2 separate regions of the Homo sapiens genome follow, and region 2 is linked to region 1. Evidence: read pairs that join two places in POLR2A ChIA-PET (ENCODE). Cell type or tissue: Panc1. All regions are shown on one strand. Links, peaks and the distances in the headings refer to the core of each region. The heading gives the core; the rest is flanking DNA.

Region 1 (7,347 bases), core at 1,281-5,280:
TGGGGTTTCTCCATGTTAGTCAGGCTGTTCTCCAACTCCTGACCTCAGGTGATCCACCCACCTTGGCCTCCCAAAGTGCTGGGATTACAGGTGTGAGCCACTGCACCCAGTAATTTTTTAATTTTTTTTTTTTTTGAGACAGTCTCCCTCTGTTGCCCAGGCTGGAGTGCAATAGCATGATCTCAGCTCACTGCAACTTCCACTTCCCGGGTTCAAGCTATTCTCCTGCCTCAGCCCCACAAGTAGCTGGGGTTACAGGCACATGCTGCCACGCCCGGCTACTTTTTTTGTATTTTAGTAGAGATGGGGTTTCACCATGTTGCTCAGGCTGGTCTCGAACTCCTGAGCTCAGACAATCCACCTGCTTTGGCCTCCCAAAGTGCTAGGATTATAGGCATGAGCCACCACACCACACCAAATTTTTGTATTTTTTAGTAGAGATGGGGTTTCACCATATTGATCAGTCTGGTCTTGAACTCCTGACCTCAGGTGATCTGCCCGTCTTGGCCTCCCAAATTGCTGGGATTACAGGCGTGAGCCACTGTGCCTGGCTTTGGTTTTTTTTTTTTTTGAGACGGAGTCTTGCTCTGTTGCCCAGGCTGGAGCGCACTGGCGAGATCTCATCTCACTGCAACCTCCGCCTCCTGGGTTTAAGCAATCCTCCTGCCTTAGCCTCCCGAGTAGTTGGGATTACAGGCATGCACCACCACACCTGGCTAATTTTTCTATTTTTAGTAGAGACAGGGTTTTACCATGTTGGCCAGGCTGGTCTCGAACTAGTGACCTCAAGTTATCAGCCCGTCTTGGCCTCACAAAGTGCTGGGATTATAGGCGTGAGCCTCCGCGCCCAGCCTGAATATGATTTCTTTAGGAAATTTGGGTGTAAACATTTTGTGGTTTCACAACATTATTAGTTAGAGTGTCTTTTTATATATCTCTTCCTTGAATTGAAAGTCAATGAGTTGTTATTAATAGAAGTAATGGAATTATTTTGTAAGGAATTTTCTCAGTAATACAAAAAGGAGTTCTGGATCAGTTAAAGTCCAGTAGGAACAGATAGCCTAACCAATTTTTTTGAAAGAAGCACTGAATAAAACAACTATTTACAACATTTGCTTTTTATTTTATTTTTTTATTTTTATTTATTTTTTTGACACAGTCTCACTCTGTCACCCAGGCTGGAATGAAGTGGCGTGAGATCTTGGCTCACGGCAAACTCCAGCTCCCAGGACCAACAATTCTCGTGCCTCAGCCTCCTGAGTAGCTGGGATTACAGACCTGTGCCACCAAGCCTGGATAATTTTTGTATTTTTAGTAGAGACAGAATTTCGCCATGTTGGCCAGGCTGGTCTCAAACTACTGGTCTCAAGTGATCCACCTGCCTCGGCCTCCAAAAGTGCTGGGATTACAGGTGTGAGCCACCGCTCCCGGCTTATTTACAACATTTATATAGGATGTAGAGAATCCATAAGTTATATTGCAGAACCCAGGTTTAACAAAGTAGGAAGCAAAGGAAGGGGGTGATTTCTTGCACTTGGGTTGGAGAAGAGCAAATATTGTATGGAAAGGGCTAATTCACAGGAGGAACTATGACCTTCATTCAGGTGAGAGAAAGGGCCAGCCAGCCTGCTGGAAACCCCTCAGTAAAAAAGTTAGGGAATAAGTACCCTAACTTCATTCTCTGCCCTTTCTGAAAATCCTTGCCAGTCCCTCCCCACTGACCAAATTCAGCTGGAGAAGCCGGGCGCGGTGACTCACGCCTGTAATCCCAGCACTTTGGGAGGCCAAGGTGGGCAGATCACCTGAGGTCAGGAGTTTGAGACCAGCCTGACCAACAAGGAGAAACCCCGTCTCTACTAAAAATACAAAATTATCCAGGCATGGTGGTGCATGCTTGTAATCCCAGCTACTCGGGAGGCTGAGGCAGAAGAATCGCTTGAACTCTGGAGGCGAAGGTTGCGGTGAGCTGAGATTGTGCCATTACCCTCCAGCCTGGGCAACAAGAGTGAGACTCTGTCTCAAACAAAACAGAACAAACAAACAGACAGACAGACAAACAAACCAACCCAGCTGGAAGCCAGAGGCAATGGAGCTCACTGATGTGATGTACATAGGTCAGTCTCCCAGAGTACAGAACAGAGAAGAGAGCAGATCTAGGCCAGGCGCGGTGGCTCACACCTGTAATCCCAGCACTTTGGGAAGCCAACGCGGGTGGATCACCTGAGCTCAGCAGTTCGAGACCAGCCTGACCAACATGGTGAAACCCCGTCTCTACTGAAAATATAAAAATTAGCCGGGCGTGGTGGCACGCACCTGTAATCCCACCTGATCAGGAAGCTGAGGCAGGAGAATCACTTGAACCCAGGAGGCGGAGGTTGTAGTGAGCTGAGATCGAGGCACCGCACTCCAGCTTGGGTGACAGAGTGAGAATCTGTCTCAAAAAAAAAAAAGAGAGTGGATCTAGAGGAGCAAATCAATAAAGGACACGCAGCATAGGTCCCTATTACTCTTTCCTCTTGTTTTTTTTTTTGTTTTTGTTTTTGTTTTTGGAGTCTCGCTGTCTTGCCTGGGCTGGAGTGCAGTGGAGCAATCTTGGTTCACTGCAACCTCCACCTCTTGGGTTCAAGCGATTCTTCTACCTCAGCCTCCTGAGTAGCTGGGACCACAGGCACATGCCACCACGCCCGTATAATTTTTGTATTTTTAGTAGAGACGAGTTTTCCCCATGTTGGCCAGGCTGCTCTCCAGCTCCTGACCTCAGGTGATCCACCAACCTTAGCCTCCCAAAGTGCTGGGATTACAGGCCTGAGCCACCATGCCCTTTCCTCTTTTTTCAGTTCAGCCCAGGTCTTGAGCTGTTTGCCTCAACTTATCTTGCCTTTCATTTTCTGACCAGTTTCTGACCTTACCATCTTGTAACCCCTAAACTATTTTTTTTTTTTGAGACGGAGTCTTGCTCTGTTGCCCAGGCTGGAATGCAGTGGCCCAATCTTGGCTCACTGCAACCCCCGCCTCCTAGGTTCAAGCAAGTCTCCTGCCTCAGCCTCCTGAGTAGCTGGCACCACAGGTGTGAGCCACCACTTCTGCCTAATTTTTGTATTTTTAATAGAGATGGGGTTTCACCATGTTAGCCAGGCTGGTCTCGAACTCCTGACCTCAAGTGATCTGCCGGCCTGGGCCTCCCATAGTGCTGGGATTATAGGCATGAGCCACCACATCAGGCCTAAACTTATTCCTTTTGGAAAACTGAAGATGATTCTTGGAAGACAATGCTTGTCACTGCTTCTTACTTGTGACTTCTGGTTTCCTTCCTTCCTCATCCCTTTGATCAAGATGTTTTCATCTGCTGTGGGTTGCCTTACCCAGTACAGCATGCACTCTGGAACACCACTTAAACAAAGGCCCTCATAGGAAGTGCCCCTGCTATATTTGCTTTGGCCCTGTGAGTAGCAGCTGGATGTCACAGACTGAGATAGGAAGCACTTAATTGTGGCCGACTAATGACTCAGACGTGACACTAGTTCTGTTTACTTCCATCCCCCTTTCTTGCCTGGCAACCACTCTTATGAATAGATTAAGATCACCATGAACAAAGACACTGAACTCCAAACAACCAGGTTCAAAGGATATCTCATCAGAGGAGGGATGAAAATGATTGGAGAGACTATATGAACTTGAAAAGCTAGTATTTCTTGCCTATGCTGGATGATGAAATTTTAAAAAGAAAAAAAAGGCAGGCTAGTTAAGAGTTCTGGCACGCACAGGAAAGATAAGCTCCAATTTCAGAATAGTGGTTACCGCTGGAGAGAGAAGGAAAAGAGATACAGAAGTGAACAGGGATTTTCAACTGGGGCTATATTTTAGTATTATTATTTTTTATTTTTTTAATTTTAATTTTAATTTTTTTTTGAGATGGAGTTTCGCTCTTGTTGCCAAGGATGGAGTGCAATGGCATGATCTGGGCTCACTGCAACCTCTGCCTCCCAGGTTCAAACGATTCTCCTGCCTCAGTCTCCCGAGTAGCTGAGATTACAGGTGCCTGCCACGGCACCCAGCTAATTTTTTTTTTTTTTTTTTTTTTTTTTTGAGACGCAGTCTTGCTCTGTCGCCCAGGCTGGAGTGCAGTGGCTTGATCTCGGCTCACTGCAACCTCTGCCTCCTGGGTTCACGCCATTCTCCTGCCTCAGCCTCCGGAGTAGCTGGGACTACAGGCGCCTGCCACCATGCCCGGCTAATTTTTTGTATTTTTAGTAGAGACAGGATTTGACCGTGTTAGCCAGGATAGTCTCAATCTCCTGACCTCGTGATCCGCCCGCCTCGGCCTCCCAAAGTGCTGCGATTACAGGCGTGAGCCACCGCCCTGGCCAATTTTTTTTTTTTTTTTGAGACGAAGTCTTACTCTGTCTCCCAGGATGGAGTGCAGTGGTGCAACCTCGGCTCACTGCAACCTCTGCCTCCCAGGTTCAAGTGATTCTCCTGTCTCAGCCTCCCTAGTAGCTGAGATTACAGGTGTGTGCCACCACGCCTAGATAATTTTTGTATTATTATTAATTTTTTTAGTAGAGATGAGGTTTTACCATGTTGGCCTGGCTGGTCTTGAACTCCTGACCTCGTGATCCACCCCACCCTTGGCCTCCCAAAGTGTTGGGATGAGCCACCGAGACCGGCCTATATTTTATTTTTTAATAAACGAAATTCTGAAGCAGATAGAAGAAAATGCTAGAATTTAATAATAGTGAATGAATAAGTATTACTTATGAAATTCTTTGTTCTTTCTTATTAGAGACAGGGTCTTGCTCTGTCACCCAGGCTGGAGTGCATGGCACAATCATAGCTCACTGCAGCCAAGTGATGTTCCTAAGTAGCTAAGTCTTTGTCCTTTTCTATGTGTGGAGAGTATGGCTGAGGAAAGTAGAACAGGGAGGCCTTCCTCACAGATGTGACAAGGGAACTTAGACAGGATGTAAAGAATAGTGCAATTATTTGTCTGCAAGGGTCCAGATGTTGCACTGGAGCATGTTGCTTTAGTCCAGCTGAGGCCTCAATGAACTCCGGAATCGTGATAACACTGGCAGGGTGGAGGCTGTATAAAGGCTGCATGTCTAGCCTTGCTCTACAAAGGAGACAGTTCTCTGTAGTAGATAGGAGCCAGTCTATAAAGCCAGCCTGCTTGGGGCCAGATCTTGGTTCTGGCACTTACTAGCTGTGTCACTTCACTTCTCTGTATCTCAGTTTCCTCATCTGTGAATGTGATGAGAATGTCACCCTACATCAACAGGTTGTTGTGAGGATTATGGCCACAAACTAAATTTTATGCTATTTTTTGCCATCTATTATCCTTCCAGATGAGCTGAACAAATGGGAACAGTTCTCTAGCATAAGGATTGGCAAACTTTAAATTTTCCTTTTCCTTCTTTCTTTCCTTCCTTTCTTCCTTCCTTCCTTCCCTCCCTCCCTCCTTCCCTCCTTCCCTCCTTCCTTCCCTCCTTCCTCCCTCCCTCCTTCCCTCCTTCCATCCCTCCCTCTCTCCTTCCTTTCCCCCTCCCTCCTTCCCTCCCTCCCTCCCTCCTTCCCTCCCTCCCTCCTTCCCTCCTTCCTTCCCTCCTTCCTCCCTCCCTCCTTCCCTCCTTCCATCCCTCCCTCTCTCCTTCCTTCCTTCCTTCCTTCCTTCCCCTCTCTCTCTCTTTCTTTCCTTTTTTTTGAGACTGAGTCTCACCTTGTCATCCAGGCTGCAGTGCAGTGACAAAATCACTGCAGCCTTGACCTCCCGGGCTCAAGCAATTCTTCTACCTCAGCATCCTGAATAGCTGGGACTACAGGTGCTCAACAGCACGCCTGCCTAATTTTTTTTTTTTTTTTTTTTTTGAGACGGAGTCTCCCTCTGTCGCCCAGGCTGGAGTGCAATGGCATGATCTCAGCTCACTGCAACCTCCGCCTCCTGGGTTCAAGCGAGTCTCCTATCTCAGCCTCCCGAGTAGCTGGGATTACAGGCATGCACCACCACGCCCGGCTGATTTTTGTATTTTTAGTAGAGATGAGGTTTCACTATGTTGGCCAGGCTGGTCTCGAACTCCTGACCTCAGGTGATCTGCCTGCCTCGGTCTCCCAAAGAGCGAGATTCGGTCTCAAAAAAAAAATGGTGGACAGCCTAGATTATTTGGGGTGAGTGGTACACATGCCTAGGCTCTGTTTGGACTCTTACTAAAAACTATACTGTCCCTTTCTTCAATAAAGAAGACATTTTGTTTCCTTAATACAAGCTGGGGACCATATCTCCACCATTGCGACCCTCCCTAAGCAGATTCTGCTCGTATCCCTCCACTTGCATTACCCCAAGACTCAGGACTTGCTTTCAAAACAGGATCTCCTCAGTCATACCATTAATACTTCAGAAAACTCTCCATCCTGTTGAAGAACTATAGGGAGTCTCAGCCAAGCGTGATGGCTCACACCTTTAATCCCAGCACTTTGGGAGGCCAAGGTGGGTGGATCACTTGAGCTCAGGAGTTCGAGAGTAGCCTGGCCAACATGGTAAAACCCCGTCTCTACTAAAAATACAAAAATTAGCCGGGCATGGTGGTGCATGCCTGTAATCCCAGCTACTCAGGTGGCTGAGGCGGAAGGATCACTTAAACCTGGGAGGCAGAGGTTGCAGTGAATGGAGATCGCGCCAGTGCACTCCAGCCTGGGCGACAGAGCGAGACTCTGTCTAACAACAAAAAAAGAAATATAGGGAGTCTCTAACAAGGACACTTAAAACCTGCCCAGAACTCACGATGCACAGCCCACACAAGTTCTAAATCATAGCATGAGTCAGCCATTAGTTAGGTCAGTGACAGACATGGACTATGAAACAGACGTTGTCTAGAAAAGGGTAAAAACTACCACTAACATGCCAGGGGACCGCCACGGAATATACCTTTATCTCAGGAGACACCACCAGCCAAGATGACACCATGGCACATCAGTGCCAAGGACATGACCCACGTATATACCCACAGAGAACACTTTCCAAACCAGCTCATGGCTAGACCAGGGTTTATGGCCAACCTTCAGCTAGACATACTGAGACAGCTGCCCCTCAGATACCTGCTTATGCCTCCACTAAGGGGGCAGGCTTTGCTGAGACAGGATGTGGACATCTCCCTGCTCAACAAACCATGACACTGGCTTGACACAGGCCTGAGCACACACTCATCCCTAAACCAGTCCAGAGTGCATAACCATTACAAGATTAGGGATTCCCCAAGACAGACTTTGGCCATACACAGAGCCCAGTTTAGATGAAGACAGACTGGTCTTAGCTCAGTCTTGGGTCATTATGAGTATACCTGCCAAGGACAATGT
Region 2 (7,347 bases), core at 1,417-5,416, 77 kb after region 1:
GTTTGAAGAGCTGCTTAAAAACTGTTATTAGAAGCCGAGCGTGGTGGCTCACGCCTGTAATCCCAGCAAATTGGGAGGCCGAGGCGGGTGGATCACCTGAGGTCAGGAGTTCCAGACAAGCCTGACCAACATGGAGAAACCCCATCTCTACTAAAAGTACAAAATTTGCCGAGCGTGGTGGCACATGCCTGTAATCCCAGCTACTCAGGAGGCTGAGGCGGGAGAATCGCTTGAATCTGGGAGGCGGAAGTTGCGGTGAGCGGAGATCGCGCTGTTGCACTCCAGCATGGGTAACAAGAGCGAAACTCTTTAAAAAAAAAAAAAAAACAAAAACCCAAACAAAAACAAACCAAAAACAACAGCAAAAAAACCTGTTATTAGAACTTACGTGTATGTAGTTATTGCATGACTTGTGGAATGTGGATTGAATTATAGTAGATCCAAATCAGTATAGTCAGTTTTATGATTGCATTCTGTTACAGGAAGAGAATTTAAAATTGTGTAACATAATAAGCTATTTTAAATAGTTAAACACATCACCATCCAGTACTTAGTTTCAGTTTATTTGACCTGTTTTCCCTCTATGAAACTTTGTTGCATATAGCATGTCTTTGGAGTTTTTGTGTCTTCCTAAAGATAGGTGTTAGCATTTTCATATTACTAGGCAGAATACGTGGTGGTGCAAATATATTACAAAAAACCTTTTTCCTTTGTCTGAAAACAGCTTCTGAAATATAAAACAGCAACTGGAAATGTTAAAAATGAAGGTAGTGTGCCACCACATTATTAGTGAAGCTATAGATTTGGCGTTTAGAATATGACCAATATTTAAAATTATACCTTGGGTGAATTTTTCCTTTTTAACAAGATAAATTAGCAGATAAGCTTTAACTTGACTGAAAATTATCTTTTTAAAAATAATGTGATATATTTCATGAGGTTGTTAATTCATTTCTTGTCTGTCACTTCTTACCAGCATAAATCTTTTCTGGGGGTGGTAGTCAGCTAGTGTTGAAAGCAACATAAGAGATGTATGGGGCATTTTATAACTTTCAGATAGGGCAAATTCTTAACTGTACGCCATGAAAAACAACTGTCTATTAAATGGAAGGTCTTGACTTTGAAGAATGTTTTATTAGGTAATTAGAGAGAAAAGTAAAACTGTATTTTGCCTATCTGAATGGTCCATCCATCACATATCTAGATATCCCATTATGTTTCCAGAGATACCAATTATGTTTTTAATGCTAAATTATAGAACTCTTAAAGAGTGACCTTTAAAGTGATCTTAAAGAGGGATCAGAAGGGCAAAGGAGGACTACCAAAATGTAATTGTAATTTCCAATAATACTTATATCTAAATGCAAACTCTTCCAAATTCTGAAAGATATGTATTTAATCACTTAATTTTGGAATTAGTTTTAGTTTCTTGATTATTTTATATTGACGTAGAACTTGCCATGATGAAGCTAATAAACTTGCATGTACTGGTAGATCCAGTGTAGAATTCTGTTTTTGGTAGAAATCATTAACACAGTGAACTCAGCATTTCTTTGTTACAGGCAACCTTAATGGAGAATTGATATTCGAAGCTCTTAATCTGAAGATGCTAGCCTCATGTTAATACTTAGTCTAATTTTGAAATACTTACGTTTGTTGAATATCATCTGTTTGTTTGAATAGCTTATTTAGGTATCAATTAGAAAGTTTTGTTAGGTCTTACCTTATTAATGGTAGTTACAATAAAGTTTTAAAATTTAATTGCCAAATGTTTTGATTGTTGTTCTTTTTCTTCTTCTGCTACTACATGATTTTAGACATTCTAGAACTTATTTAAGTATATTTGGTTGTTCAGAACATGCCATCTGATCTGAATTTCTTGGAGGATTCCAGGTAAAGGGATATAATCATTCTAAGAAATTTTAGTCTTGGTGGTTGAGTCTTTTTTCCTCGCAAAGTTGCTCCAAATTCAGCCAAAGCTTTATCTGAAACCTTTTCTTGATGTCTCAGTTTTCATTTAGCATTTAATTTCCCATTTCGACCTGTATTCATAAGCTAAGTATAAGTCTTAGTCTGTTTTCCTGGGAAGAGAAACATTCTTCACAAAATGTTGAAGCAATGTCAGGAGGTTGTATAGGCTACTACTTTGTTTGTTAAAAAAAATTATTCTGTAATGCTCTAACGTTTAGGTAGGGTGAGTGCTGTCAATATACTTGTGCTTTTTTCCTACTGTAAGTGCGGCAACTCCTGTTGTCTTTTTTTTTTTTAACATTTCCTGTTTCCTTTTCTTTTAAATGCATGTTTCTACAAGATAAAACTGTGTTGTCCCAGTATTCATTTTTGTGGGTTATGTTTCTGTTCTACAAATGATAATAGAGGTAGCACTTTATTTAACTACATTTAACCTTTTTGTTGTCTTGTTTTAAAGAATTAAGTGAAGCGTAAATGAACATCAGCCTTCTATATATGAAAGCCACATTTGAGATGTGAGCATAATCAAGTAGTTTAAGCTTGTGACTCTGTTTCCTTTTTACTGGAAAATGGGAACAAGTAAGATGAAAAGCCGTATACTCATGTTAAGAAGTATTCACAAAATACCTTTTAAGTCCTTGAAGGAACTTCAGACATTTTATTCAGTTTTCCATACATCTTTTGACAGAAAGTAGATTCTGTCCTCATTCTCAGGGACCTGAGACAGCATCTCCATAATAGCACTAAACTATTTTAAAAGTAGAAAAAATGAATGCCTGGCGTGGTGGCATGTAAGGTGGTGTGCACTGTGGCACACACCTGTAATCCCAGCTACTTGGGCAACTGAGGCAGGAGGAAGGATTGCCTGAGCCCAGGAGAGCTCTGGGCGACATAGCGAGAACCTATCTCTATTTTTATTTTTAAAAAATTAAATTAAAAAGTGGAAAAATGGTAAACTCAAGTATTTGAAAGTTATTAAGGGATTAAAATAATTTCAATTTGGACTGAGACAGAAAATTTGATTATTTTTAAGCGATATTAAAGTGGGCAACTATTAGAGGTAGTTTTGTTTTTTCCTCTCCCTATAATTTAGGTTAGTGACCTAAAACCATTAGGCAGGTGTATAGTAAGACAAATGTAATGTTCAGAAACAGTTTCTTTAAGAATCCTTGGTGGACTTCTATTAGTGAATTACTTAGGGAGAAGAGCACAGATACATCTACTTGTTGGGGAAAAATCTCAGTGTTTGTTTTTAGTTTCTTGTTATAACTAAGGAATACCTGTTTTTTTTTTATTAAAAAATTTATTTTTAACTAAGTTTTTTTTGAGACAGGGTCTTGCTTTGTCACCTAGGCTGGAGTGCAGGCGATCACGGCTCACTGCAGGCTTGACCCCACCAGGCTCAAGGGATTTTCCTGCCTCAGCCTCCTGAATTGCTAGGGCTACAGGTGCATGCCACCATGCCTGGCTAATTAAAAACATTTTTTTGTGCGGGTGTATGAGTAGGGATGGGGTTTTGCTATATTGCCCAGGCTGGTCATAAACTCCTGGCTTCAAGTGATCCTCCCCCCTCAGCCTCCCAAAGTGCTGGGATTACAGGCATGAGCCACTACGCCCAGCCAAAGGAATACCTCTTTTATACTAGGGAAATGTAAGTATCTATTATGCAAACAAATTGCCTTATTGTAATAACCTTTCAATGGTTCCATATGCAACTTGAGCAAATCTTTGAGATTCTAACTAATAGTTCATGATGACATTGTCATCTGTGTCCTAATGAACATGTTTGTAGCCTGGTGACTGACAATATAGAATTATATTTCAATTATTTCTTAAAGTTATGTAATGATGACTGTACCATTAGTCTAGGTAGGAGTTTGCAACACTGATGCAACCTCTTCCCCGCAACCATTGGAAGGCTTTTTGCAAAAGACATGCATTAAGATTGTTAAATAGAAATGAAACTATTGAAAATGTGAGGAAGCAAGTGCATTGTTATAAGGAGAAGTTTTTTTTTTTTTTTTTTGAGACAGGGTCTCACTCTGTTGCCCAGGCTGGAGTGCAGTGGCACGATCTTGGCTCACTGCAGCCTTGACCTCCTGGGCTCAAGTGAATAAGGAGGAATTTTAAACAATTATTTTATTTCTCTTTCTTTCTCATCCTTTCCTTTTCCTTTCCTCTTTTTCTTTTTTCTCTTTTTCTATATGAAGGAATATTTGAAATTGCATTTTAGTAGCCCGAGTACAAAGGGAAAGATGAGTTACTTTATTCTGTTAAATTCTTCTTTCAAAGACATGGTGCTTCCTGCTATTATTATTATTATTTTTTTTGAGACAGAGTCTCACTCTGTCGCCCAGGCTGGAGTGCAGTGGTGCGATCTCGACCCACTACAACCTCCGCTTCCTGGGTTCAGGTGATTCTCCTGCCTCAGCTTCCTGAGTAGCTGGGATTACAGGCATTGGCCACCAAGCCCGGCTAATTTTTGTAGTTTTAGTAGAGACGGGGTTTCACCATATTGGCTAGGCTAGTCTCAAACTCTTGACCTCAAGTAATCTGCCCTCCTCGGCCTCTTAAAAGTGCTGGGATTATAGGTGTGAGCCACGGTGCCTGGCCCCTGCTATTATATTCTAAAGAGAATTGACCCTATAAGGGAAATGAGAACCCAAAGAGGGAATTGTTTTAATACTTCATAGTAAATATTGAAGCAACCTTGATATACTTATATATCTCCTCTCCACAAAAGACCTAGATGGCATTTTTAGGTTATATCTTCTGATGCTAGTCTGAAGCAGATGTTATTTCTGTGTTGCCTGGTGGAAGGAAGATTGATTTTGTTTTATATTCCAGATAAACTTATGTTAGGTTTAACGTATTTTGTGAAATTAGAAGCTTAATCGTGGTTTTTTTTTTTTTTTTTTTTTTGAGATAGGGTCTCACTCTGTTCCCCAGGCTGCCCAGGCTGGAGTGCAGTGGTACTACGATCACCACTCACTGCAGCCTCGACCTGCAGGCTCAAGTGATCCTCCCAGCTCAACCTCCCAAGTAGCTGGGATTATAGGCATGTGCCACCACACTTGGCTACTTTTTTTTTCTATTTTTTTTTTTTTTTTGTAGAGATGGGGTCTCACTTGTTGGCTAGGCTGGCTAGGCTGGTCTTGTACTCCTGTGCTCAAGTGATCCTCCCACTTCGGCCTCCCAAAGTGTTGGGATTACAGGCATGAGCCAGCATATCCAACTTTAACCAGTGTTCTTAACCAACCACTGTTCTCTTCTCAACCCATTAGAAGGCCTGTCTAGTTCTCCAGGGAAGTAGTTGAAAGTACTTGGGATCAAACTTAAACCAGCTTACCATTTGTAAGGTACTCTCAGAATAATTTTTTTAGTGAGAAATGTTTAATAGCTAAATGACATTTTCTTTCTTTGTTTTTGTTTTTGAGATGGGATCTTGCTCTGTCACCCTGGAGTGCAGGCTGGAGTGCAGTGGTGCGATCATGGCTCACTGGTGTGATCTTGGCTCACTGCAGTCTCAACTTCCTGGGCTCTGGCGATCCTCCCACCTCAGCCTCCTGAGTAGCTGGGCCCACAGGCGCGTGCTACCATGCTCTGCTAATTGTTTGTGTTTTTGGTAGAGACAGGGTTTCACCACGTTACGAGGCTGGTCTTGAACTCCTGAGCTCAGGTGATATTACCAGGCTGGTCTCGAACTCCTGAGCTCAAGTGATTCACCCACCTTGGCCTCCCAAAGTGCTGGGATTACAGACGTGAGCTACTATGCCTGGCCTGACATTTTCAAACTAAATATTTAATTTAGTAGATGCTCTCCATTGCCCTTATTTTTTATTTTTATTTTTTCTGAGACAGAGTCTCGCTCTGTTGCCCAGGTTGGAGTGCGGTGATGCAGTCTTGGCTCACTGCAACCTCTGCCTCCTGGGTTCATGCGATTCTCCTGCCTCAGCCTGTAGAGTAGCTGGGATTACAGGTGCGCACCACTGCGTCCAGCTAATTTTTGTATTTTTAGTGGAGACGAGGTTTCATCATGTTGGCCAGGCTGGTCTCAAACTCTTGACCTCAACTGATCCACCCACCTTAGCCTCCCAGAGTTCTGGGACTACAGGTGTGAGCTACAGTGCCCGGCTTCCATTGCCTTTTTATTTTTTGGTTTTGAACATATTTGTGAAACCTAGAAGTGAATTGTTGACCAGCAAAAGTTTACTCTGTTGACTTTTAATAACCTTACCCTGCTCATCCTGATGATAGGGTATTGACATAATCAGAAGGCACAGAGGTGAGCTGCAAGGTTATGTATAATCTGCAAAGTAGATAATCTCTCTGTGGATGATTGTAATCTGGCATCTTATTTAGCCTTAGATGTGATATATAAGCAGGTTCTGTAAGTCTTAAAATTATTTGTTTCATTGACTAGAAAAAGGATTACTAGATATAAAAGAGTAAGAAACTCTTCTATATGAATTCATTGGCTCTCTTTAAAGCCTTGTGCAACATGGAAGAATTTTTTTCTAAATTGTGAAATGTAATGAAAATACAGAGAAGTCATGAAACCTCAATATAGAGCTTAAAATAATCACTGTAAGATGCACCCCCATGTAACTTACACCCAGGTCAAGGCAACATACTGTTTGTTCCCGATCAAACCTTTCCCACCTCTCATGTAGTAAACATTATCCTGACATTTATGGTTTTCCTCTTGATTTTTCTCTTTTTTTAACCTTGCATCTTCAACTCAAAGAAACTTTCTTGATTTTCTTTGCAGTGTCATTACCCAATATGTTTAATTTTTTTCTTGAACTTCATATAAATGAAATCATTGAATATTTATCCTACTGTTTCTGGCTGCTTTTGTTCAACAGTTATGACTTTTAAGATTCATCCATATTGTATGTTTGCAGTTCATTGATTTTCCTTTTTTTTTTAGTTCATTCATTTTCATAGTTGCAAGATACTCCATCGTATACCAGTATTTGTTTATTTTTATGCTGTCTTGTTAAACATTTTTGTTGCGTCTAGTTTTTGGCTATTACTAACAGTGCCAATAGAAACATTATTATACAACAGTTTTGGTGTATACAAGCATGTGTTTTTGTGGAGTATATACTAGGTGTAGAATCTCTGGGTTATAGGTTACACTTTAGCTCTGTTAGATATTGCCAGGCTATTTCAGTGTACACTCCCACCAGCAGTGTATGAGTTGACCTTGTTTCACATTGTCACTATGTTTGATATTGTCAGACTTAAATTTTTTGTAAATATGTATGTAATTTTACTGTGGCTTATATTTCCATGAGCATCTTTTTATATGTTATTGGTCATTTGGAGTACTTCTTTTTTTTTGTTTGTTTGAGACAGAGTCTTGCTCTG

Evidence for each region. ChIA-PET counts read pairs that join two places held together with the same protein. Peaks named below come from ENCODE experiments on the same cell type or tissue, not always from the same donor. Only the 100,000 strongest peaks of a DNase experiment are listed, where the experiment ranks them.
Region 2: POLR2A ChIA-PET joins it to region 1 with 6 read pairs; 3 of 35 experiments call an interaction of 5 or more read pairs at or near these places.

The regions. Positions count from the first base shown.
Region 1 is chrX:123,799,826-123,807,172 of GRCh38, reverse strand. No RefSeq gene overlaps it. Among named protein-coding and RNA genes, the nearest start is that of XIAP, 57 kb to the left of the region's middle. In Panc1, for the core only: no CTCF peak of the experiment used is centred there; a DNase peak (open chromatin) is centred at 3,512; H3K27ac peaks cover 339 bases.
Region 2 is chrX:123,723,163-123,730,509 of GRCh38, reverse strand. All of the region lies in intron 1 of THOC2 (THO complex subunit 2), which reads left to right. Among named protein-coding and RNA genes, the nearest start is that of THOC2, 6.2 kb to the left of the region's middle. In Panc1, for the core only: no CTCF peak of the experiment used is centred there; no DNase peak of the experiment used is centred there.